Linked DNA regions of Mus musculus: region 2 is linked to region 1. Evidence: chromatin loops called from intact Hi-C (ENCODE). Cell type or tissue: gastrocnemius. All regions are shown on one strand. Each heading gives the region's core, and the rest is flanking DNA. Links, peaks and the distances in the headings are about the cores only.

Region 1 (5,378 bases), core at 93-5,092:
TCACCACCATCCAGTGTCCTGCCAAGGTCAGGGAGACTCTTCAGGCCGGGCCCACTACCAGCTGCCCTGTGTCCACTCATTGACAGTCGTGTGCTATTTGTCAAGTTTCGAGCCCATGAGGTCGGATTGTTATGGTAACCCCTACCTGTTGCCGTCATCAAACTATATTTTCAGTGGCTTGAGAAATAATTCGTGTTCCTTGCTCATGCACAAACCCAGAGCAGGTCTTCCTAATTGTTGTCTTTCTGTGGTCCAGGTGCCTTTTAATCTTGTGACTCCTTCCTGGAGTCTCGAAATGCTTTATGCTCAGAAAGAGAAGCCTCTTGCTAGGCTCCCTGCCTAGGAAATGCCTTGGTTTGCTTCTCCCCTACCCTATTGGCAAGAACTACTCACGTGGTGCCCCAGGTTTGAGGAATTCTGGGAAATGTAGTTCCTGGCCGGGCCACTCTATAAACTGGAAAAGGAACCCCAGGAAATGTGGCTTTGTGTTTCAGTTTGCAATCTTTGCCACACCCTCGATGACTCAATTCTAGCTAGCAACCACAATTCCTGGTTCACTGGAAAACAGAGCCATTGAGACATCCTGTTATCTTTTCCCTGCCAAATCTGTCAAGCTGTGAGCCCACACTCTTTCTTCTCTCTTGCTAGTGCAATGGAATGTTACAGGCTCCTTCTTAATCCTCTGTTTTGATTGAAGATGTCAAAACTAAGCTTAGCGCTAAGCAAGCTAAGGAGCCCCTAAGAAGGATGCTAGACTGCTCTGCTGGGGAGCCCCTCTGGCCAGCACCCAGGGATCAGAGTTGTCTAAAAGTTGTGTGTGCACGAACGGGCATGGGTGTGTGTGTGCAGTTCCCTCCCCTCGTGTGTAGGCTGAGCCTCTTGATTTGCCTCTACTGAATGGAATACCCCAAATGTCATGGCTGGGTTATAAGAAGATTGGGCTGTGGTTGGTTCTGTAGCTCGGTAGTATTTTCCCAGCATGCACAAGTCCATACTCATCTCATAAAATAAATAAGGAATAAAAATTTTAAAGGCTGTGTTCCACTGAGCCCATCCGTTCCTTGCTCACTGTGAAGTCAGCCACCCCACCAAGAATTGCCCCATGGAGACACTCAATGGTGAGGAATTGACATCACCTCTACCCACCCATCAGTAGGGGCCACCAATGACAGCCACAGAGTGAGCTTGGGAGTAGATTCTCTTCAGGAGGATTTCTAGATGACCGCAGTCCACAAGACAACTTGACATTAGTTTTGGGAGGGAGTCTGGGACAGAAGCAGAGGCTAAAAGTACATGAATTACTTTTCTGTAATTCTGGTCCCAGGTTATCTCGTGCCTTCTTCTGGCCTCCCAGACCATTACACATAGGTGCTACACAGAAATGTATGCAGGCAAAACATCCACATACATAAAATAATAAACACTTTTTAAATAAAAAATAATAAATAATTCAAGGCCAGGCTCAGCTTGGCAGGGAATTCCAGGACAACCTGGGCTACATGAGATCTTGTCTCAAAGAGCAGGGGTGGGGTGGGGGTAGAGCTTATCTTCAAAACCAGTTATATTTTGAAATATTAGGAGTTTGGATTTGAATATGTGAGATGGGGTGAGGTATAATTCATTTCATAATCACACAAAACTAAGACTGTAAGCAACAGCCTAGGATAAAGCGGGGGACTAGCAGAAGAGAACTTGGTAAAACTCTGAGAGGGTGGGGCATAGTCAATGAAGCATTTGCCACTCAAGCAAAAGGACCTGAATTCCCCAGGACATTGTTGTTGTTTTTTGTTTGTTTGTTTGTTTCAAGCTGGAGCGGTGACACACATGTGGCTGAAAGACCAAGGAACCACGTCTGCCCATAGCCCTCATGCAAGGAGGACTCTGGTAGAAGTGGCTAGTGGCAATCTGAAACACTCCCTTGTCAGCACATCAGCAGGCCAAGGAAGCTTTCAGGGAATGCTCTGAGGGCCTGCACTGTAGGAGAATGGCGCTGCTTTCAAACAGCCCCATTTCCAACAGGCAAGAGTGCCTGAGAGTGCCTCCTTTCTACCAGGGGCCAGAGGGGTTAGGTAGTGTGTCTGCCAAGCAAGCCAGAACCATAGGATTCAAGCAAGGCCTTTTCTGCCCACCTATCACCCATCATCACCTTCTCCCTGCACATAGAAGCAGAGTGTGGTATAAGACAGAGAGGTGCGAGGGGAAAGGTAAGACAGGACTCGGATTGCCTGTGTCCAGGCAGGCCCTCATAGAGACAGGAAGAGTTTTTTGTTTTTTTATTTTATTTTATTTTATTTTTTTCGAGACAGGGTTTCTCTGTGTAGTCCTGGCTGTCCTGGAACTCACTCTGTAGACCAGGCTGGCCTCGAACTCAGAAATCCGCCTGCCTCTGCCTCCCAAGTGCTGGGATTAAAAGGGTGCGCCAGCACGGCCCGGCGAGTTTTTTTGTTTGTTTTGTTTTTTGATTTTTTTTAAATGAACCACCACCATTCCTGGCTCGATATGAAGACACACGGAATATTTTAGTTTTTGAAGACGAGATAAACCGAATGCATCGAGCAGTGAACGGAAAGATCTGAGAGATCCAAGGAAAATGGGGACATTTTTGATTCCGATAAAGCATTGCCAAAGGGGTAAAGGAGCTGTCATAGCGCAGGCAGTGGCTCCGCCACTAGGGGGCACCACTGTGCGGGAACGCAGAGGGCTTCCGAGAGCAGGAAGCCATGCTAATTGTCAAGAAGTAAGCCAGTGACTGCATTTCTTTTTTTTTTTTTTTTTTTTTAGATTTATTTATTTATTTATTATATGTAAGTACACTGTAGCTGTCTTCAGACACTCCAGAAGAGGGGGTCAGATCTCGTTACGGGTGGTTGTGAGCCACCATGTGGTTGCTGGGATTTGAACTCTGGACCTTTGGAGGAGCAGTCGGGTGCTCCTACCCACTGAGCCATCTCACCAGCCCCCGTGACTGCATTTCTATTTCTTAATTTAGACCTTAAAGCATGTGACAAATACAATAAAAAAGAGACTGTCAAGTGGAGTTAGAAAAGGCCGCAGGTTTTTGTTTTGTTTTGTCAAATGCCTCCTAGAGAATAGCGGGCCCATTATTAGAGGAGTATTTTAATGCAGAGTAATGCAGAACAGACTATAACAGAGGCGCCATTTCTCACCTTTGCGGTGGGAGTTCTGCTTTGATTTTTTTGGTTTTTTGGTTCACCCTACCTGGAAATGGGTGCAAACCCTGCTATCTGGAGAGGCAATGCTGTCTGCATGGTTTGCTTTCCTTCTTGAATGTTTCTTGTGTTGTTTTTGACGCTGTGGGGGATGGAGCAAAGAGAGACCTGGGAGCTCTCAGCCTCTCTGGCTTTATTTAGAATTTAAAGGAGGGCTCCATCACCCCCTAGCGGTGAGCCCAGGTCTCCTTCGGGCCAGGCACCACGCTGGCGAACGGGAGGTGTGCTGCAACACCCGGGGACAGACAGCAGGCAGGTTATCTGCACCCCAACCTCTGGTTCAAGAAAGAACCCAGGAGGCCTTGGTTAGGGAAGGAGGTCACTGTGCAAGAGAGGGATGGGTCCCGTTGAGAGCAGAAGGAATATTGTCCCCAGCTATCTAAATCCTTCCACAGGCCACCCCCTACATACTTCTCATGGAAACGGCTACAACAACTGTAGTTAGTGTATTTTGCTTGGTTGCTTTTGTTTTGTTCTTTGTAGTCCAAGTAAGCTAGGAACTCCCAGTGATTCTCCTGCCTCAGCCTCCAGAGTATTCATATTAGATGTGTGAGCCACCATGCTTATTTTGAAGGCCACCATGAAATGGAATTTGTTACAGTGACAGAAACAATCTGTGTCTTAGGGTCTTACTGCTGTGAAGAGACACCATGACCAAGGCAACTCTTCCAAAGAAAAATGTGTTTGGGGCTGGTTTACAGTTTCAGAGATTTAGTTCCTTATCGTCTTGGTGGGCAGCACGGCAGCGTCCAGGCAGGTATGATGCTTGGGAAGAGCCGAGAGTTCTACATCTTGATCCACAGGTATCAAAAGGGCATTGTGGCCCACACTGGATGTAGCTTGAGTATATATGACCTCAAAGCCTGCCTCCACAGAGACACACTTCTGCCAACAAGGCCACACCTCCTAACAGTACCCCTCGTTTATTGTCAAGCATTCAGACACGTCAATCAGGACCATTCCTATGAAGCCACCCCAGTCTGTGCCATCCAACGTAGTTGCCGTATGCGGTGACCATAAACCTCTCCCAGCTCTGGAGACTTTCCAGTGCCTACTTTTTGCTATTGTTGACTACTGCAGCTAAGTGACGGCACGTAAGACACTGAGACATGAGGATCATAAGTTCAAGGCCAGCTAAGTTTACAAGGTGAGCCAGAGGTCAATCTTGGCTACATAGGAAGACCTTATCTTGGAAGAAAAGAAGAACAGAAAGAAGGAAGGAAGGAAGGAAGAAATTTGTTTTTATTTAATTGTCTCTTTCTTATTTAGAAGTGCATGTGTATCTGTTGTTTGCAGCACCGAGCGGTACAATTCTAGAAAGACACTGAATGGGAGGCCTTTGTAACTCTGGCATGGCACATGGGAAAGGCTACTGCCTTAGATAAGATGCAAATCAGTACTGTGTATAATTTTATCTTGTAGGTAGGCATCAAACCACACCTAATCAGATACACACTCATTATCCGTCCTCCAGTAAGCCTTCTCTTCTCACCTTTTTATTATGTCCACTGAGAGTTTTGAGGTCATGCCTGGAGAGCTAAGACCCTGTCCTGCTTGCCTTGCTCCGGCCAGCACCACGCATAAATCCTTATGTGTCAGAGAGGCTCATCAATCATTTCCTTGGATGAACTGAGCTAGGCCATGCCTTTGAAGAACTACACGGAATACCACCTCTGAATCCTACTCTCAAGGAATGCTTTATGGTGGAATCATAAATGCTTAGAAAACTAGATGAAGAAGCTTGGAAGAAAGCCTTGTTACGCCAGATACAAAGTAGTCTCACAGTAAATATCAATTTCTTTTCTTCTCTTCAGAACCCTCCCCAAAGATTTCCATCAAATGATTAAAGTACTTGAGAGTTTACAGGATGAAAACTCACTTTCATCTGGAGAGCCAGTGAGGGCTTCCTGGAGGAGGTGTCACTCAATTTAGTTCAGTATGAACTCTGAACAACATGAACAATAGCACAGATGGGAAGAGTGTGGAGGAAAGAAAAATCCCGACTTAATCTGAGGGACGGTACAAGACTAGGGAAGGTGTGGGGCACAGTTTACAATTCTGAATGTCAGCTGAGCACGGAGGCTCACACTTGGAATCTCAGTATTTTTGAGGCTGAGGTAGGAGGGTTTTAGGGAGTCTGAGGCCACC
Region 2 (5,378 bases), core at 197-5,196, 230 kb before region 1:
CCTAGAACTGGCACACATGTCAGATAGACAGACAGACATGTAGATTAAAAATAAAGGTTTAAGGGGGTGGAGAGATGGCCCAGCAATTAAGAATACACACTACTCTTCCAGGGGACTAAAGTAAGGTTCTCAACACAATGTGGCTCACAGCTGCCTGCTCTAAAGTCCAGCTCCATCCAGGGATCAATCGGGACTTCTCCGACACCTAGCACTCACCAATGTACACATAACCACCCACAGACATACACACGTACATGTAATGTAAAATATGAAGGTTTTTAAAGTTATTTGTACTTATAAAATTAGTGAAGTACATTTAGGATCAACACAGATCAAACTTATTATCTGCTTCCACATCTAACCCTTAGAAATATTTTTACCACATAATAAAAGTCAGACCTTCCAAGACCACATAAAGTAAAAAGGATACAAGTTCTTTCTCTACAAGAGTCTTCTTTTCCTAGAGTTCTTGCAAAGGCTTTGTTATGGTTCCGAATCTTACCCTCTTCTTCTTTAGTTTCCTTATTGCTGGTTGGAAAGCAAACTGATACACAAGCATGTAAAATGTTCCGGTTCCCATCACATCTGTGGCTGATGAACGTCTGTAACATCTGCAGGTTCTGCTCTAAAACCACGGCTTGCTCCAGATTCACGAGATACTGTCGGCAGGCCTCGTAGTCACATCTGAGAATGTGCTGCATTAAGGTTTGCTTCTGTTCTCGGGCAAAAGAGGGCAAACACTTCAATGAAACTAAACACCAAATATGTCAAAAATTACATACATGAGAACTGCCTCATGGCCACTATAATATAATGGTATCTTCAAGGAAATAGAAATTGATCATAAGTGGCCTGGCAAATGAACTCATCTATACTCTGTGAAGAGAGTATGCAAGCGAGAACAAAGTAAAGAACACGAGGGAAATGCCTTCAGTATTCCAAACCACCTCAACCTGTAGCCAGTAGAAAAGCAGTCAACACGCTGAGTAGCTGAACGAGAATGCCTGCATGTGATACACAACCGTGCCTGGTGACGCCCTGGGGTGCACTCCAGCTTTCAAATTACAACTCTAGCAATACTGTCAGCCAATTAAGCAAAGGATGTATATTTTATTCCAGACTGATTTTTCAGCACCTCGTTGTTTTAAGAGTTACATTTCAGGGCCCACGAGAAGGTTCAGGGGTAAAGTACTTGCTACCAAGCCAGACCACCTGAGATCAATCCCCAAAACCCACATGGTGAGGAAAATTAACTCCCACAAGCTGTGATCTGGCTTCCATACATACCTCTATAACCACACCACAATCATGGGTATGCACAATAACAAAGATTTATAAAAAGTTACATTATGTTGGCCTAGTGGGCCATCATTGGGAAGAGAGGCCCCTTGGTCTTGCAAACTTTATATGCTCCAGTACAGGGGAACGCCAGGGCCAAGAAGTGGGAGTGGGTGTGTAGTGGAGCAAGGGGGGAGGGGGACCTAGGGGACTTCTGGGATAGCATTTGAAATGTAAATGAAGAAAATATCTAATAAAAAAATGTGGGAAAAAAGATACATTCTATTGTGATACATGAAATACAAAACTTTTGACTCTCTAGGAATCATGATGGGTGTAAATTCCAAAGTCAATGACAGATCTACAAAAGACATTAACGATGCTGTAAGGTATACATAGAAAATATCATTAGCTGTCTCACAACAAAAAGAAGTAGTTTGATTACTGGAAAGATGGCTCATCAATTAAAAATAGATGATATTTTTGCAAAGAACCCAGAATGAGTTCCCAGAGCCCATAGCCTTCTGTAATTCGTAGTCCCAAGGGATCTGACACTACTCTGGCTTCCTCCGGCACCAACACACATGCTGCACAAACACATGTTTGCAAATATTTATATACATATAAAATCAAATCTTTTGAACAAACAAAAAATAGTATAGAAATGAAAACTAAAATTATGGAACCCTTAATAGATTATAAAGCACTTGTTTTATTCTAAAAAGCAAACTCATTTTTTGTACAAACAGGTATGTATGAAAATACAAAGGCACGAAGAAAAGGGCACTGAACCTTGCCAGAAACCTGCCTAAATAAAGTCTCCCTTGCCTAGACTTATGGGGAAGAAGGGGCCCTAGAGGGCTCACTGTCCAAACGGGACAGTAAATCTTAAAGGATCTGGCACATGTGAGAAAGCCGTTTTCACTCTGGGCAAACTGAGGCGAAAGACAAACCCTTTGCAGAAACCAAAAACCCAGTATGTGGGCAGCACGTGGTTTCCTTTCCTTCTGTGTACACAGCATACTCCTCATGGTACATGGGTAACACTTGTGTTTCCTTGCTTTGTGTACCAGGATATACAGCACACTAGTCACTTGGCTGGCACCAAACTCTACAGAAAGCTCATAACCATCCTCTGACCTAACCCCGACTGGCACTGTCAGTGTCATGCTTAGCTATGCTGCAAGACTCACCCTATAGCAAAGGGCACAGGGGATTAAAAAAAAATCCGCAGCTCTACCCATGTCACATTTAAATCACTCAACTTGGTTGTCTCTCTCAGTCTTCAGATTTCTGATTTTCTTGTTTATTTCCCATTGCCCTTGTAGATATATGATAAACATCCTCAAGGTCACATGTCTAAAAGCAAAGAACCTATGCTAACTCTACCTCCTAAACTTCTTTAGATGCTCCAAAAATAGCAGCTTCATTCTTGCAAACCTTTGGCTGTCAAGATAGCCCAGCAGAGAGAAGTGTTCTGTTGTGGAATCCTGACAACTCTGGCTCCATCCCCAGAACCCAAGTAAAAAGAGAAACAACTCTACAAAGCTGCGTGCTGACCTCTAAATGTGTACCTTGGCATACATGTACACATGTGCAAGCTTATACACATGTACACACACACACACGCACACGCACAGATAGAGATAATTTTGAATGAATAATTAAAACAAGACCTTTTATTCTTTCTTCTTGAATTTGATCCCTTGCATTTAGCAAATTTAAATTTACTGATTCTATTTGTAAAACCAAATCAAAATCTAAATCTACTTCAGCTAAAACTGCATGGAGAGCTTAGTAAGAACACCACTACTACAGCTCACAGCCCCGCACCTCACCTAAGTGAGGTCATCTCCCCGACCTTCCTCCACCCACTCACCACCCCAGTCCCAAGAGTAAACACATCAGACTCATCGGCTCTCCCTAGACTACCATGCAAATAGCAAGCTTAACAGTTTCTAGTTCCTTCAAGTTGATCAAATCTCTCCTGTCCCCTTTTCCCATTCCTAAGAGTGCAAGTTTGCTTTGTTTTTGACTTGGATTAAACATTAGCCTTTATCTGATTTGCTAAACATCTGTCTTCTGCCACGCCCCTAAAGCCCCAGTACTTTATTACTAATCTTTTAAAAAAAAAATATGTCATTCACAACTCAAAGTTCTTCTGTTGGTATTCAGTTCAAATTTAGGTGCATCAGGTAAGGAGAGTCACCCTAAGCTCTCCCCAGCCATGCTACCTGCTCCTTCTGACCAATACCACCCTCATCTCCTGGCTAAATACATCTCCCTAGTACCACAGACAGCAACCTCTTCATCCTCACCCCAGACATCACTTCCTCAAAAGCTTGCCCAGCCTGATTTCTCTTCATCAATATGCTATCCAACAGTATTTATATGTACGCCTTTTTAAAGACAAATTATAGAAATCATAATCACCGACTTTTCTAACCTCGTGTTATATTAATAAACTATTATAGGGAAAGAAGGGATAATGAATGATCTTTTCATGAATTTAAGACCTATTTTCTTCTGATTTAAAATACCAAGTAATTTCAAAAGGTAGATTACCTCTACAGCCATGATGATAATAGCTGCTTTCTTTTTGATTGTTGAGTTGGCAGGAAGATTTATTAAAGAATGTACACCCATCCCAAGACTACTGATTGGTGGGAGATCAAGCCAGTCAGGATCCCGTATTCCTCCCATGCAATCCTTGGCCATTGGGTAGATAGTACCATTTCCATCTCGAAGAACAATAGGAGATTCCTACAATAGGTGAAAGATAATAAATAATGCTTGTTCCAAGTCACAGATGGTTACACAAGCCTAGTGTGAGCAAGAATGCCCCGATTCCAGTACTTGGAAGGACAAGATAGAACAGTTCAAGTTCTGCCTAAGCTTGGGACCCTTATCATCCCCCCTCCCCAAAAAGGGGAGGGGGAGTAGGGGGAGACAAAGGGGTGAGAGTAAACCAAGATGGATTTTACAAAAAGTGTACTTATTTTAAAATTACCTAATGCTATGTTAGAAATAACAAGCTTTCAGAAGGTGCTAAGTATTATAAAGCCTTCATTGATTCTCTAGTAGGCAAACCCTAACGGGCACAAAAGTGCCAGTTTGTATCTGCTCTTTAAAAAATGAACAACAAAAAACAAAAAGATAAGCTGAGCTTCTTACCTGCCCAGCAGTGAAGATAGCGACACTCCTCTCATCCTGACCAAGAAAAGCAACACTGCTTGTTGGGAAATTATTCTCTTGTTCAGCCTTCCCTGTGGCAAGATCAAAGACACAGTACCGAACCCAGCTTCCAGTCTTCAGAACAGCATGGACACCTTTCAAAGGCACAGAAATGAAAAGAAAAATAACAAAGTCTTCCACAGTTCAAGCATTTAACAAACTTTAACCTCTCCCACACCAGTTGTAAAAACATCCAGCCACATTTCACTGTCAAATCTCAAACAATTGTACCCTAGTCCCGTATGTTTCAAAAGATCTAAACTGTACACAACTATAAAAGGCTTACCTTTGGAATCCACATTTACTGCTAGTATTTCAGTCTTCTCGGGTATACAAAGCTTTTTGGGAGTCCTCTGAAAACAGTCGGGAACTTTTGGGGTGCCGCCCGTTTTGACAACCTGCAAAACAACACACATAATTTTGCTCTCGCTGTAACACTTTCAATGAGTCCATCACCACATTCTCTCAACTCGCGTACATACCTGCAGCTCATCAATTCGAAGCAGCCTGCAGTCCTGCAGGAGCGAGGAAGGGTCGGCGTCTGGACCAGAGCTGTTCTGACAGGTGGTGTTAGTAGATGTTCCTGGAAACTTTACAGCGACATAGGCACCATCTACCTTCAGCACCTAGAAATAAGAGATAGATACAGTTTTAGTAAATATTTTAAAAGGCTTCTATAAAAGCATGCAAATTCTGCTTTTCCAACTGACAATACTAAAGACACTTAAATCCTTGTAAACATATCAATGAATACCACATTGTAATGTCAACGGGGGGGGGGGGGGGGGGCGGACACGGGACACAGAACTTTGCTGTTTATATCAACAAATCACAACTGAAAGAAACAACTCACACAGCCACTAATC

What was found. Peaks named below come from ENCODE experiments on the same cell type or tissue, not always from the same donor. Only the 100,000 strongest peaks of a DNase experiment are listed, where the experiment ranks them.
Region 2: it touches region 1 in a loop (3-fold over the local background); 7 of 42 quality-filtered maps call a loop at or near these places.

What each region holds. Positions count from the first base shown.
Region 1 is chr15:38,244,624-38,250,001 of GRCm38, forward strand. No RefSeq gene overlaps it. Among named protein-coding and RNA genes, the nearest start is that of Odf1, 28 kb to the left of the region's middle. In gastrocnemius, for the core only: CTCF peaks have their summits at 2,666 (motif pointing right) and 3,414; DNase peaks (open chromatin) are centred at 398, 766, 2,671 and 3,405; H3K4me3 peaks cover 648 bases; H3K27ac peaks cover 1,472 bases.
Region 2 is chr15:38,014,436-38,019,813 of GRCm38, forward strand. It overlaps Ubr5 (ubiquitin protein ligase E3 component n-recognin 5), which reads right to left. Exons shown (of 59, transcript NM_001112721.2): 17 at 4,995-5,138; 18 at 4,799-4,910; 19 at 4,453-4,607; 20 at 3,844-4,041; 21 at 503-713. Among named protein-coding and RNA genes, the nearest start is that of Gm22353, 41 kb to the right of the region's middle. In gastrocnemius, for the core only: no CTCF peak of the experiment used is centred there; no DNase peak of the experiment used is centred there; H3K27ac peaks cover 1,613 bases.